Linked DNA regions of Homo sapiens: region 1 is linked to region 2. A link is a contact called in ENCODE Hi-C or POLR2A ChIA-PET data. All regions are on one chromosome and are shown on one strand. Each heading gives the region's core, a stretch centred on a gene start or an enhancer-like site at or near the end of the contact. The rest is flanking DNA. Distances are from core to core; before and after follow the strand shown.

Region 1 (6,556 bases), core at 971-3,470, 220 kb before region 2:
CAAGTCATCTAATCTAAACTGCAAGACAAGCATTTTGAGAGGCCTACAACATACCTTATTTTCAATTCTGAAATGCAGAAAGTCCTCCAAATTAGTTTTTCCCCACGCTTGGAGTAAACTCATTTGAACTGATATGAGACTATTTACAACCTTTATTTATTTATTGTATTTATTTTATTTGAGACAGGGTCTCACTCTATTGGCCAGGCTGGAGTGCTGTGGTGTGATCACAGCCAACTCACTGCAGCCTCAACCTTCCAGGCCCAAGCAATCTTCCCACCTCAGCCTTCTGAGTAGCTGGTACTACAGGTGGGCGCCATAGTGCCCGGCTAATTTTGTTATTTTTATTTTGTAGAGACGGGGGTCTCACTGTGTTGCCGAGGCTGGTCTCAAACTCCTGGGTTCAAGCAATCCTCCCGCTTTGGCCTTCCAAAGTACTGGGATTACAAGCATGAGCCACTGTGCCTGGCCCTATTTACAACCTTTATATATCCCACTTAGGGTGAATATTTGTGAATACTCACACATTTCTGCTATAGAAACATTGTTTGACTACGGGGGCATACAATATATCTCACCTTTTTTAAACATTCAAAAAATTCTGAATTTCACAAACACATCTGGCCTGAAAGGTTTTTGATAAGGGACTGTGAATCAGTGGTGGCATAATTAGTCTTAGGAGTACTAACTAATAGGAGAAATGTTACATTTGTTAAGTACTTAGTTTGTGTCCAGCATTGTTCTAAGTATCTTCTAGGTAAATGCCTCATGTAATCCTCACGATCTCTATGCTTTATCATCCTATCCTTTATAAATGAGGAAACTGAGGGAGATTAACTATTTAATTTGCTGAGGATCATGCAGCAAATAGCCCGAAGAGGGATTCATGCGTTTCACCATAATGGTTAAGAACAGGGCTTTGTCAAAGGATACCTTCAACTGCAGCAGAATGATGGACTCAAATCACAGAGACACGACAAAGTGACGGGTAGTCAGCTGTGGGTTGGTTCAGAGGCTCAGGCTGTTCCGGCTCTAGGTGATTTCCTGCTTTCCTAGGGTTCCCACCAGCTGCCCTCATGGTGACAAAAAGGCTGCTGCAGCTCCAGGAAACTTACACTGGGCAAGGACAACAGGAAGAAAACAGCCCCCACCCACCCAACTCCCCTTTTAACTAGAAGATCTTTCCCGAAACTCTGCCTCAACAGACCTCGCTTACTTCTCCCTGGCCCGTACTAGGTCGTGTACCCATCGTTAGCCAATCGCTGGCAACGGATTGGCCCCGTTTTAATTTATCCAAAAAAGGCGCCAGTCTGGGCTGTTTGGAGCAGTCAAGGGAGCTCCGTGCTAAGGCAGGAGGGGCCTGGACATGCGGCTGCAGGAGTCCGGGCCTCGGTGCCCTAAGATGAGGGCTCAGTGGTGCTCAGCACCGCGCCGGGCCAGAGACTGAGCCGCCGCCGGCTGTTGAGGGTTGGTTGGCTGAATCCCCGGCAGGGGCCAGGCGGAGCGAACATCACCGCGGCAACTGCCTCCACAGCACACACTCCCGACAGTGGCTGCGCTTTTCCCCTTCAGCACAGCCCAAAGGCCCCGGCAGCTCAGCACCTGCGACCTCCTAGTGCCCTCCAGCCTACGGAGGAGTAGAAGTCCTTCCGGGGCCTCCCAACCAGCAGCCACCAGCCACCAGCCACAAAAGCCGTGAGCCGCGCGGGGCTGGCCTGAAAGCTCTGCGTCTTCCCACCGCGGCAACAGCAGCTCCCACCCGGAAGCGAGGCAGCCCTGCGGACCACAACTCCCAGAAACACCCGCTGTCTCGCTCAAGCTAATTGACCCGCTGCGCCATCTATTAGCCAACCAGCCACAGGGAGACGGCTCCCCACGAGGCCTAACAACCAATCATAAGACAGAGGAGGCGGGCGCTCCTCCAGCCGATCCACGGGGTGTTGTCAAAAGTTTGGCGGGATCCTGAAAGAATGCTTTCTTTAGAGCCCCACGGCTGCTCCTGTGAAGGGAGAAGCGACAAGCAGAGATATGCAGGGACCTCTCTGCGAAGTAATGACTTGGGGCAGACGGACAACGCCCACAGCATCCCAATAGTCTCAGAAGACTCTGGTCTCTGCTACTCCTGCCTGCGGTCCTCGCCTTGGTGCTCTCGCGCTTCCCGCGGCGTCCCGCCCCTCCCTCTCCTTATTGGCTCCCCAGGGCCTTGTGCGGAAGGGGGCGTGGTGCGCGGGCCTCGGCCAGGCCTGAGATGCCGGGAGGGTTTGACCCTGGGGCTGCATGGACAGCTTAGCGCTCGGCCGCTGGCGACAGCGGAGGGCGGAGGATCTGCAGGTTCCGGGGGACGTGGTGAGCCCCCGGGGCCTGGGCGTTAGGGACGGGAGGGCGGATGGCCCCTGGGCGGGTTCCCACCGCGCCTCGTTTTTGCCGGCGCGGCCCTGCCTGTGAGGAGGCCTGGCCCAAGACACTCGCACGCTCGCGTACGTCCCTGGGAGGGCGTGGCCAGTGATGGGCGTGGCCTGTTAGGGCGGGGTTGTGACGCCGCTCTCCCGGTTTCGCGCCTGCGCGGTCGGGCGCGGAGCTCGGGCACCTTCCTGACCCACACGCTCACTGGGGCTCCAGACCCAGGCTCCCTAAAACATGGGCCGAGACTCATTGCAGGACCTCGGGTGCTTGGTATCCGTGTCATGTCTTCTCCTGCCGTCTACACCTGACTGTTCCTGAGTCTCGTTCACTGAGCGCCTGCCACGTGCCAGGCCCAGGGCTGGGTGTTGGGGGACGAGTACGTGGGGAGCGAACACGCGCAGAAAATTACCCGGCATTGAGCGTGTTAGTGCTTCTTGGGCTGAGTCCATTAACTGATGAGCAGAGGGTAAGATGAGATGGTAATGGGGAGACTTGCACAAGATCCCAGGGTGCGTGGGTAAGTCAGGTATGTGTGAGACTTGAAGGATGACCGGGGGTAGGCAGGATGGGAGGTGACAAAAAACAGTGTTGGAGGAAGGAGCTTAGCGTCTTAGGGGCACTGAAAGAAGTACTGCAGGATTGGAGCTGGAAGACAGAGCTGCTTGGCATTCCTGTATTTTATCTTCCACCTCTGCTTGCAAATTGGCCAGTTCTTACTTAACCTCGTTTATTTCAAAGTTCCTCGCTAGGGGCAGCAGTGAGCAGCCAACATACCGCATATTTGCTTTTTTTTTTCTTCTAGAGCTACACAGGCTTGGTAAGTGCAGGATCCGTCTTCCCAGTTAATACAGGCAGCATTTTTTTAGATGTCTTTACTGCGTAGCGGGAATGACTAGCTTTCTACCCTGCACCATCTCTTTCCTCACTACTCACTGCCTGGCCGTGAAGCCAGTACCACTTAGGTTTCTATCACAGCCGCACCCCTCCTCCAGGTACCAATTGTTATATTACTAGGGTGCAGGTTACCCCAGTAATATAGTAATAATATGGTATAGTAATGTAGTATAGTAATAGTATAGTACAGTAATATAGCAGGTTAGGGTGCTTTTGTAACCAAGAGCCTTCAAAGCACGCTGGCCCTAACAAGATGGAAGTTTGATTCTCCTGCACAGAACAGCATGGACGTGAGCAGTCCAGTGGGGTGGAGCCCAGGGTCACTAAATATAGGCGTAGGGCTGGTGGTACCCAGATCAGGGGATATGCGGGGACCTAAGTTCCTTCCCCTCACACCATCCCCTGGGTGTCACCCTCCTCTGCATAGCCAAGGGTGGCTCACTGCTACTGTGCTACCAGATGGCAGAAAAACAAACAGAAAAGTGACATGATTATGCTGATGTGTTGAGACCTTACTTCACTGCCCTGGAAAATGAAAGGTGTGATCAGGGTGCAGGCAGGGAGGCAAGGCTTGTGGCTACAGTAGTGTGTCAGAGGAGAAGTGGCAGAGGTTTGCACAAGAGAGGGCAGTGGGGTGGTGACACTAGAGAGACGTGACTGTGTAGAGGGAGAGCAGACAGTCTCACTGATGGAGTGGCAGTGGCAGGGTAATGTGAAGAGTGGAGTCCAGGGTGTTGTAGGGGTTGACTTGAGCCCTGCGAGGGCAGTACTGCTGCTCCTTGAGAGAAGAGTGGTGTGGAGGCAATGAAGAGCTCCTGTTAGGCCATGCTGTGTTTTCTGCGACTTTGAGACGTTTAGTGGAGACGTGGCAAATACTGCTAGTGATTGAATGGTTATCATGTGGATTATCTGAATTTCTTTAATCAACTAAAATTTATTTAAGCATAAAGTTACTTTCACATTTGTCTACACCTACAGTAAATACAGTTGTTGGCATAAAGACACAGCCTTTAGAATTTAAAGCCTCCCCACCTGCAAGATTACATACGTAAAACTCCCACTGTTGTTTCTATAATAGTGGATTAATCAAATTAAAATAGTTATACTATCGAATAAAATACAATGGAAATAATTTACTTATAAGATTCATATTTAAATCATCCTTATTTACAAAATACTATCCTAAGAATTATAATTCCATTAAGTTTCAATTTGAGCAAAAGTGTAATCACTTAAGTAACAGCAGTTACTTGAAATGAGATCAGTCAGAATTACTTTTGAAGAGAGCAAAAATATTGCCAGGTATCTTGCTGCGGTTTTGGATGTTCCGTAGCAGGCTCATTTGAAGGCGGAATCAGCCCTGAAGGGAACTCACTTCTACCTTCAGAATGTGGGGGTCGGGGGAAAAATCCAGGTCTTGGGGGAGGGTAAGGAGGAAAACCCCTCGGTGGATAGACATTTCTCATTGCAAACGGAGCATGTGGTGGACCTGGGAAATCCCCTGGTGGAAAATAATCTCGAGAAGCTCCAAACCTGGTTCCTGGAGGAGGTGGGGGGAAAGGAGGTGCTCTTCTCATGAACGGGCCCCTTGTATCCACTGGAAACAGTGGACCTCTGATTAGGGCAAGAGGTGGAGGAACAAAGCGAGGGCCAGTTGCTGCATTTTCAGCAGGGAGAGATGAATCAGGGATATTTAAATTACCAAGATCATCTTTGGTGTCATTTCTACTGGATTCCATTTCTGAAGGCATTGACCCATCCATTTTATCCAAAGGAGGCATATTAAAACTTCTGAGTTCTGCTGGTCCAGACAGTCCACCAGAGTTAGAATAAAATCTGTCTTGCCTTTGTGGAGGAAGAGCTGAATCAAGATATGATTGCGCTGGTGGAGGAAACATCATCCTACGGTCCTGTTCCCTCGGAAGTGACAGGGACCCAGTGTCAGAAGGAGACCTGTGAGGATCGGTTAACCTTTCACAGCTTGATTCTCCTCTTTCCTTGGTAATCTGATGGTCCAGAGGATTCCCTGGGCCTCTTGAGCCTCTTCCTTCCCCCCCTGGAGGCAAAGGTGAGAGTCTGAGTGGACCCTCCAACAGAGTTGCGGGAGAGAGAAAAGCTCTCGTTTCAGATGAAGGCCGACCCAATGATGAGGGACCATATGGGGAATGCTCTCTGCCAAATGCTGTATTTGGAACATCAAGTACATAAGGATCTTTTTTTAGAAGTTTTATTTTATACTCTGTTTCAGCTAATTTTTGTCTGTTGTGAGCATTTTCTTTCCTTAAATCATTGAGGTTTCTTTCAGCAGCCCAAGCTGCCAACCAGTTATGATGTGCCTTTTTCTCATGGGAAATAATCTGCCGTTGATAATAATGAATAGTTCTCTCCAATTCTTCTTCAAGATCTTTGGCTCGCTGTCTGTAGGTCTCCAGCTCTTTAGTGGCATGGCTGATCTTTTTGTCTACCTTAGAAAGTTTCTCTTCTTTCTCTAACCGGCTATTTTCCTCTACTGTTAATTTCCTGTAGAGTTTCATTTCATTTTCTTGATATAATTCAGTCATTACTTTAAGTTTCTGTTGAAGCTTCTGATTCTCACTTTCAAAATGTGTGTTTTCTGACTGCAAAGATGCTTGTTCAGTCCGAAGATTTTTAATATGCTCTGTAAGCTCTTCCTTTGTTTTATCAATTTCAGGTAACTGGATATAAATTTGGTTTCTTTCTCCTTCTAAGGTTTTTAAAGAAGCATTTAACTTAGTAGCATGAATCAGTTTCTTCAGAGCTCCTTTTAGAGGATCATCTAAGTAAGCACCATCTTCTGATTCACTGTTCACTTCTAAGTTATCATCATCCGTTACGTCTTCTCTAAGCCTAGCAGCCCAATCTTTCATCTTTAGCAAATGTTCAGTCAGAGTCTTGATGTGATTTTCTTTATCATTTAGAACTTGTTCTGCATGTACTTTGGAGTCTTCAAATGTTATTTTCTGTTTATTAAGTTCATTCACTTGTTCGTTCCATACTTCAGCTTCTTGCAAAAGCTGTTTCTGGCTTTCCTGAAGGTGAGAGTTTTCATTCAAAGCATCTTTTATTGCTATCTTCAGTTGTTTCTCAGTCATTTTAAATCTCTTGAAGATCATTTTGGCTTCAGCTACTTGTGATTTGAGGGATTCTGACTCATCTGCTAGAGGCTGTATCGTTTTTGAAATATCCGCCATCAATTCATTTTGTTGCGAATGTTTAGATTTCTCTTCTTTTAACTCTT
Region 2 (5,974 bases), core at 2,581-5,080:
TGAATGAAAGCCCATGCCATTTCCCGGGGATTGGTACATTTCAGGAGTGAATCACAATCAATTATTGTCATAGGACTATTGAAATATAAAGGGAGAGCTGGGAGGGAGGGCCCAGCGCCCTGCTCTCACGATTGATTCAGGCAGGAGCCTGTTCCGAACCGTGTGTGCCAGATTAGCCCGTGACTTCATGACGAGCATGGGAAGTATGCTAATTAACGGCTGGCTGCCGGCGCCCTCCCCTAAAATGGGAAAATACATATTTGGGGGTTATGATTTGATGGCGACGTTCAAGTGCGTTGTCACAGATTGGGAAAGCGTTTTCATCAAGCTGGCTTGTTATGCCTCGTTTCGATGTGGTTTAAGCAGCAGTCTTATTAGGTTAACCCTGCTCAGTGAAAGCAAGCAGGCTTACTTTCTGATTAGATAAAATGTGCAGGCATAATGGGAAAAGTCATTAAGTGATGAATGTACTCTTAGACATGGACTAATCATACTCTATTTATGTAGCTGGTTCGTAGCTATGACCCTCTCGTGTGATTCTTGTGCTATATTTATGGTCAGTGGTGATTATCATTAATTTGTAACGCACATAAACATTCATGCAACACGGCTCACTCTCTGAGCCGTCACAGGAGGCCTCATTCCCGGTCTGGACCCATGGTGTTGCTCACCTCACAGGTGTCCGGCATCCGTGGCACCAAAATCCCCAAATAAGTGGAAATCGCCAAACAGCTCATTGCACTTGGCTCCTATGGTTCCAATGACAACAGTTTTATATGGAAATTGAGTTCATCAAATTAATTATTCACTGCTTTTACGGGAGTGGGTTCCAAAGCAGGGGCATGTGCACACTGTGAAGACCTACCCCTCTCCTGTTTCCTTGGGGGCACCCCAGCACCGCCTCCTGGCCCCAGGTAGTTTCATAAGGGCTCCAAAGAGGAACCCGACTAAGAGCCCCGCTACTCATCAGTTGGAGCCTGGGACCCGGGGAGAGACCCGGGATCATCCTGCTCAGTCAAGTTCACTTGACTCTGTCATTTCTTGCCGCTGCTGAGAAATGCTTCCCCTGCCAGTGTCCCAGCCCTGGGTCCTCAGGCAGGCCGTTGGCCAGAGAGAGGCGGGCCCATCAATCTCCCTTAACAGCCTGATTGGCTGCAGGTCAGCTGAGAGGAAAAGGTTTGAGATTGGGACGGGTTTAGCCAGGAATCTCGGAATTTCCCGGATAATTGGGGGAGAGTGACGCCAAGCTCTTCCTGTCACTTTTAGATATTTCTGAACTACCTCTGTAATGAATTGGAATGCCTCTTACCAGGGCCTCAGAGACGCCGTGAGCCACTGAAGTTTATGCTCTCCAATTATCCAGAAGGATTCTCAAAAGTGGGCTGTGGGCCTCTGAGCTCTGTTGTGCTTGTAATACATGGCATCACCTCCTTGGGTGGCAGACCACCGGGCCACGGATCCACAAAGGATGGCGCGGCCTGCTGGGGACCCTGTATTGGTACAGACATCACTGCAAGTCTGACTCAGAGCTAATTGCAGATAGTTCATTTAACTCTGACTTCTGCAAAAATGGATGTAAATATGGAGGGAAACACACAACAGTCGTTTTCGTGAAGAACGGCCTTAGGACAAAGACAAAGAATAAAAAATGTCTTTTGTATTTACTTGAAACAAATGAATGGTATCAGGTGAAAAATATCTGTCTGTGCTTGTTCAGATTTAAGGCCTACAAATTTGCACCTTATTCCAATTTCCTGCATGCACGGGAGGAAGTGCGAATAGCTTATTCAGAGGCAGATTAATGCAAAAGAGCTGAGAGGGCACATAAATCTACAAGTAGTGACTTGTACCATCATGTAGGTGTAATGATTATCAAACTGGAATCAGGGCTCAGAGTATCAGCTTAACACAGAGAAAATTTGCTTGATGGGAGAGTATTAAAGTCATGCTATAATATATCCATATACTGTGACTAAATTTTATAGTTCATGAAGCATATTAGTATTACACTATATCCCGGTACATTCAAAAGGTGATTTCCATTTAGATGCTCATTTTTCATGAAGATAAATATGACATGAATCATAATTTCCCTGAAGTAAATATTACAAATAATAAAATACTCAGGCAAGCAAGTTGAGGAATGACAGTAATGTTTTCCATTTGTATGGTAAGTGGCGAACCTTGTGGCCTATCAAGTAACAAATTGAATGTTTAATCTTTCTCCATGCAGATTGAGGATGGCAAAGTAGCGCGGTCTCACAACAAATTGAGAGTTCTCTGGTGACTCGTGGAGTATCAGCTCTTTTGCCTTCAGAGGCCAATAGAGGGTGTCAGCAGAGCTTTGTCAAAATAGATCACGAGCATGAAGTTGTAAAATTGCAATTTACAACAAAAAGACTTTGGGATAACGGGCAAATCTTAGGCATGCTAAATACATAGCAAATATTTAGAGAGGCTTTGTAAGCAATTTAAATATTGTTAGGGGAAGTTGCTTAGCATCTGTGGAGCATCCCAGCGGTAAAGAAAGAAATGTATCCTATCAAATGGTAAATAGTCTATTCCAAATGATAAAAATATTCTTTAGATACTAGCTGATCGAGTTAAACTAATTGGTTGACGGTGCCTTAAAGCCGTGCCCAGTATTAGGCTGGCGGAGGCCCCGCTGTGCACGTCACACCTTATGGTGTTAATGGCGCTCTTTGTGCTACATCATCTTTGCCGATTTGCCCTCACATTTTGGAGTCCCTCCGGGCCTTGGGGATCCTGGTGCAGCAACAGCTTGTTTCCCTGGGATCTCGATGCTGGCCTGGAGCCGGCCTGCCGCCTGGGGTCTCGGCAGTCCAGGCCACAGTTCAGGGTCACTTGTACCACACAGCCCGGGGATGTTCCTTCTGCTGAAGGTTCTGTTGTATATTAATTTTAAGTTGCAGTGTCTGCACTGCAAGATGACACCACTCGCATTTTGATTAAGGATTTTATACATGAAAAAATTTTCATTATCTGAGTTCCCAGAGACCTCCCTGATTGGTTGGCTGTCTGACCCACAGCTGTGTCTCCAAGCGTCGGGGTAAGGACTCGGGCACATGAGTGTGCCCTGCACTACCTCTGGTACATGAACAATTAATGGGGCTTTTGACTCTCAGGGAAGTCAAGACTCTTCATAACCAAAAAAAAAAAAAAAAAAAAAAAAAAAAAAGGCACTTCAATGGGCTTTGCTCATTTTCCCGTTGATTTCAGGGAATGTGGAAAGAGTCACTGAGTTACAGGGTAGTAAAAGTGGTCGGGGGCTGCCTCTGCATGTCCTGAGCCTCTACGGTTTGCATTTTTTTTTTTTTTTTTTGCAGATGTGACATAGCCATGGGAAAAGAAGTGGAGGAATATGGCCTACTTCCCCTCCCTGCACCCAACAGGACATTCATTATTTATCCTGGTTGTTTTCCTCTTTTAACTTCTGCCCAAATTATGAGTGAGGATATCTGGTCATTAGAAAGTGAACGGAAGATTCCCCTGCATCTGTCTTCTCTTATCAAATGAGTCAAGGGAATGTGTGTGGAACTCACTGGGAATGTGTTGCTGGCTGTTTAGCGGGTGGGGGGTGCAGGGAGGCTGCAGAGTTTGGGGAGCAGGTGGATGATGGAACCGTCCGACAAGAAAGCTGTGCTCAGGCAGCAGAGCCCACATATCAGTGGGACGGCCCAGCCGCAGGAGGGGTCTGTCCCAAGTGTGTTGCAGGCAGGAGCTGCTCCCAGCCCAAGGCTGCCCGCCCACCCTGGCGTTTGCTGGTTTCCGCTGAGGCCCGTCCGAGAAGCCCTCTAGTGGGGACAAGCGGGACCACGCTCCTGTGCCACGAGCTCTGGCCTTGTCCCTTTGGCCCCCATGCTCTCTGTAGACCCTGCCCCAGCGGGAGGGCAGTGACATGGAGGGGCGTTGGGGTCTTCTCTGCAGGGCACATGCTGCTCTGTTCACCTGCCAGGGCTTTGGCGGCCAGCAGAGGGGACCACCATGTCCTTTGCAAAGAACCAGACCAGGGCCTTCTGCAGATGCTGGGCTGCCTTGTGGACAGCTGCTGGTTCCTTCCCATGAGCTCTTGGAAAGTTGCACAAACCCCGACTGGAGGGGCTGTTGGGGAGGGGACAGGGGTTCCCGGTCCACCCCCTCTGCTGTCACGCCTCTGGCCTGTGCGCCGCCACCATCTGTATAGGCCCAGGCCTGCTGCTCCCTCTGCCCACACTGGGGTTTTGATAATTCCCTACCTTTTTTTTTGTAATTGCAGAATCATAAAATATTTTAATTTCAAGGTTAGCAATTTTCTCTTGCATACTTAATTTATAATTAGCTGGTTTATAAACCTGTTCTGCGAATATAATTTTACTGTTGCCAAATGTTCTTCATGAATAATTAAGGACAAATCCCTATTTATCAAATTATTAATATACCTAATAGCCTTGTTTTCATAAACAATGCATTGGAGCTGGATTTAAAGAAAACCTTCTCAGAGGGATCTGGTGTTCGGTTCCCACCGCGGCCGGGACCCGCTCTGGGCATCCGCACAGAGGGATGCTTGTGCTGCGCCGATGTCGTGGCCCCGGCCTTCTTTCCTCCACAAAAGCGCAGGTATCAGTAGCTGGACAAACACAATGGCCATTCACCAGTGGGACTGGGCCTCCGCGGCCTTGTGAACAATGTTGTTATTTGTTCTAGCAATTCACCAGGAGCATTTTGGAAGGAAATGTAACAGATGAAACCCTCCTTTCAGCCTTTAACGACCTCTTTAAATCCTGCCCCCATCAGGAGTCTACCAGTTTTCAAAGCGAGGAAAGCAACTTCGACGCGCCAGTTTGGATCTAAGGACGCAAAAGCCACCGCCTCGGGCCCTTCAGTCTGTTGACTGGGACCATGTGAGGTTCAGGTCCAGAAGGCGGAGGAAGAGCCATAGCGGGTGCTGCTCCCCGACAGGAAAATGGAAAATCACGCGGAGGGCGTGACGCATGCTCGCTGCAACTCCTTCCTGGAGCACGCCCACGTTCCATCGAGGACAACGAAACTGTTCTTCTCCCTGTGCAAGAAATTCAAGTCCTTTTCTCACGAAGAGAAGGTTCCCAGCTTACCCTATCAATAGTTTGAACAATTGGAGAAAAATAAGCAAACCACGAGGCCGATTGGGATGGATCAGCAAGGAGTTTCTATGGCATGGTCCCGGGCTTCCCTACTGGACGTTTTAGGGACTGAGCATCTATGAGGAGCGTGGGGGCGGGTTAGCTGATTTTGTTTGCCTCTTACCATTCGCCAGGTTTATAGTCAACGCTCTGAAAGGAGATCAGGGCCGCGGCGCCTCTCTTCTTGGGGCTGGCATGTGCGAACCCACCACTCGCCATGTGTGACTCCATGTGCATGATTCATTCCAGAGCAGTTTTAGTCCTCATAAAATATTCATTTTGGTTGTGCAGGGCCCTGTAATTGCCATCTCTCACCCTGAATTATTTATACCTTGCACAGACTGACAAAGCTTTGCCATGCGGCCCTAGATGAATCAGAAACACGGATCTTTGCTGCCAACAGCATTATAGTTCCACAAAATATGGCACCAACGTCATTCTGGGCTGCCTCATCTCTAAATCCAGCTTTTCTTGATTTGACATTTTCTTTACTCTTCCATTGTCTTAGCCAGGCAGAAAGGTTGCCTCTTAACTGTAAGCAGCAACCTTTCTTGCTTGCATTATAGCCGCTGTGCTTGAGAGAACTAATGTATCTTTATTGCCCTTACTTTTTTATGCTCGGTAACAAGACAGCGCTTGGGCTCACTTTAGAGCCATATATTATACATTAGCGATAAAATGATGCAAATAGTCCTGAATACTCTTCAAACAGATAGTGGAGATCAGGCTGGATCAAGCTGCTTGTCACAAAAACAGAAAATGAAAGGTGACGTGCAAAGTTGGGCCGAGTGGCATGCTCCCCAGCCGTGGGCTGT

Evidence for each region. A loop is a pair of places that touch in the nucleus more often than their neighbours do. ChIA-PET counts read pairs that join two places held with the same protein, here RNA polymerase II (POLR2A). Pooled maps may share reads with other maps.
Region 1: a map of CD4-positive, alpha-beta memory T cell shows a loop between it and region 2 (5-fold over the local background). The contact joins the promoter of C10orf143 here to the enhancer-like site in region 2. A Hi-C loop is called at or near these places in 4 of 168 maps with a recorded cell type or tissue (CD4-positive, alpha-beta memory T cell, CD8-positive, alpha-beta T cell, GM12878 and 1 more), 8 of 37 single-sample maps with no recorded cell type and 21 of 50 pooled maps. POLR2A ChIA-PET finds 5 or more read pairs at or near these places in 1 of 52 experiments (Panc1).

Annotation. Positions count from the first base shown.
Region 1 is chr10:130,106,494-130,113,049 of GRCh38, reverse strand. C10orf143 (chromosome 10 open reading frame 143) reads left to right here and starts at 2,220. Exons shown (of 4, transcript NM_001355042.2): 1 at 2,220-2,346. The coding sequence starts at 2,278. It overlaps LOC102724883 (a long non-coding RNA gene), which reads right to left and starts at 1,757. Exons shown (of 3, transcript NR_188169.1): 1 at 934-1,757. It also overlaps the pseudogene CTAGE7P. RefSeq lists enhancers at 916-1,045, 1,526-1,855, 2,716-2,895, 3,056-3,165, 3,756-4,015 and a silencer at 2,146-2,525.
Region 2 is chr10:129,887,172-129,893,145 of GRCh38, reverse strand. All of the region lies in intron 6 of EBF3 (EBF transcription factor 3), which reads left to right. Among named protein-coding and RNA genes, the nearest start is that of EBF3-AS1, 33 kb to the right of the region's middle. RefSeq lists an enhancer at 1-324. Within about 2 kb of position 3,830, at least 2 of the 41 ENCODE cell types and tissues checked have a DNase peak (open chromatin) inside an H3K27ac peak, as active enhancers do.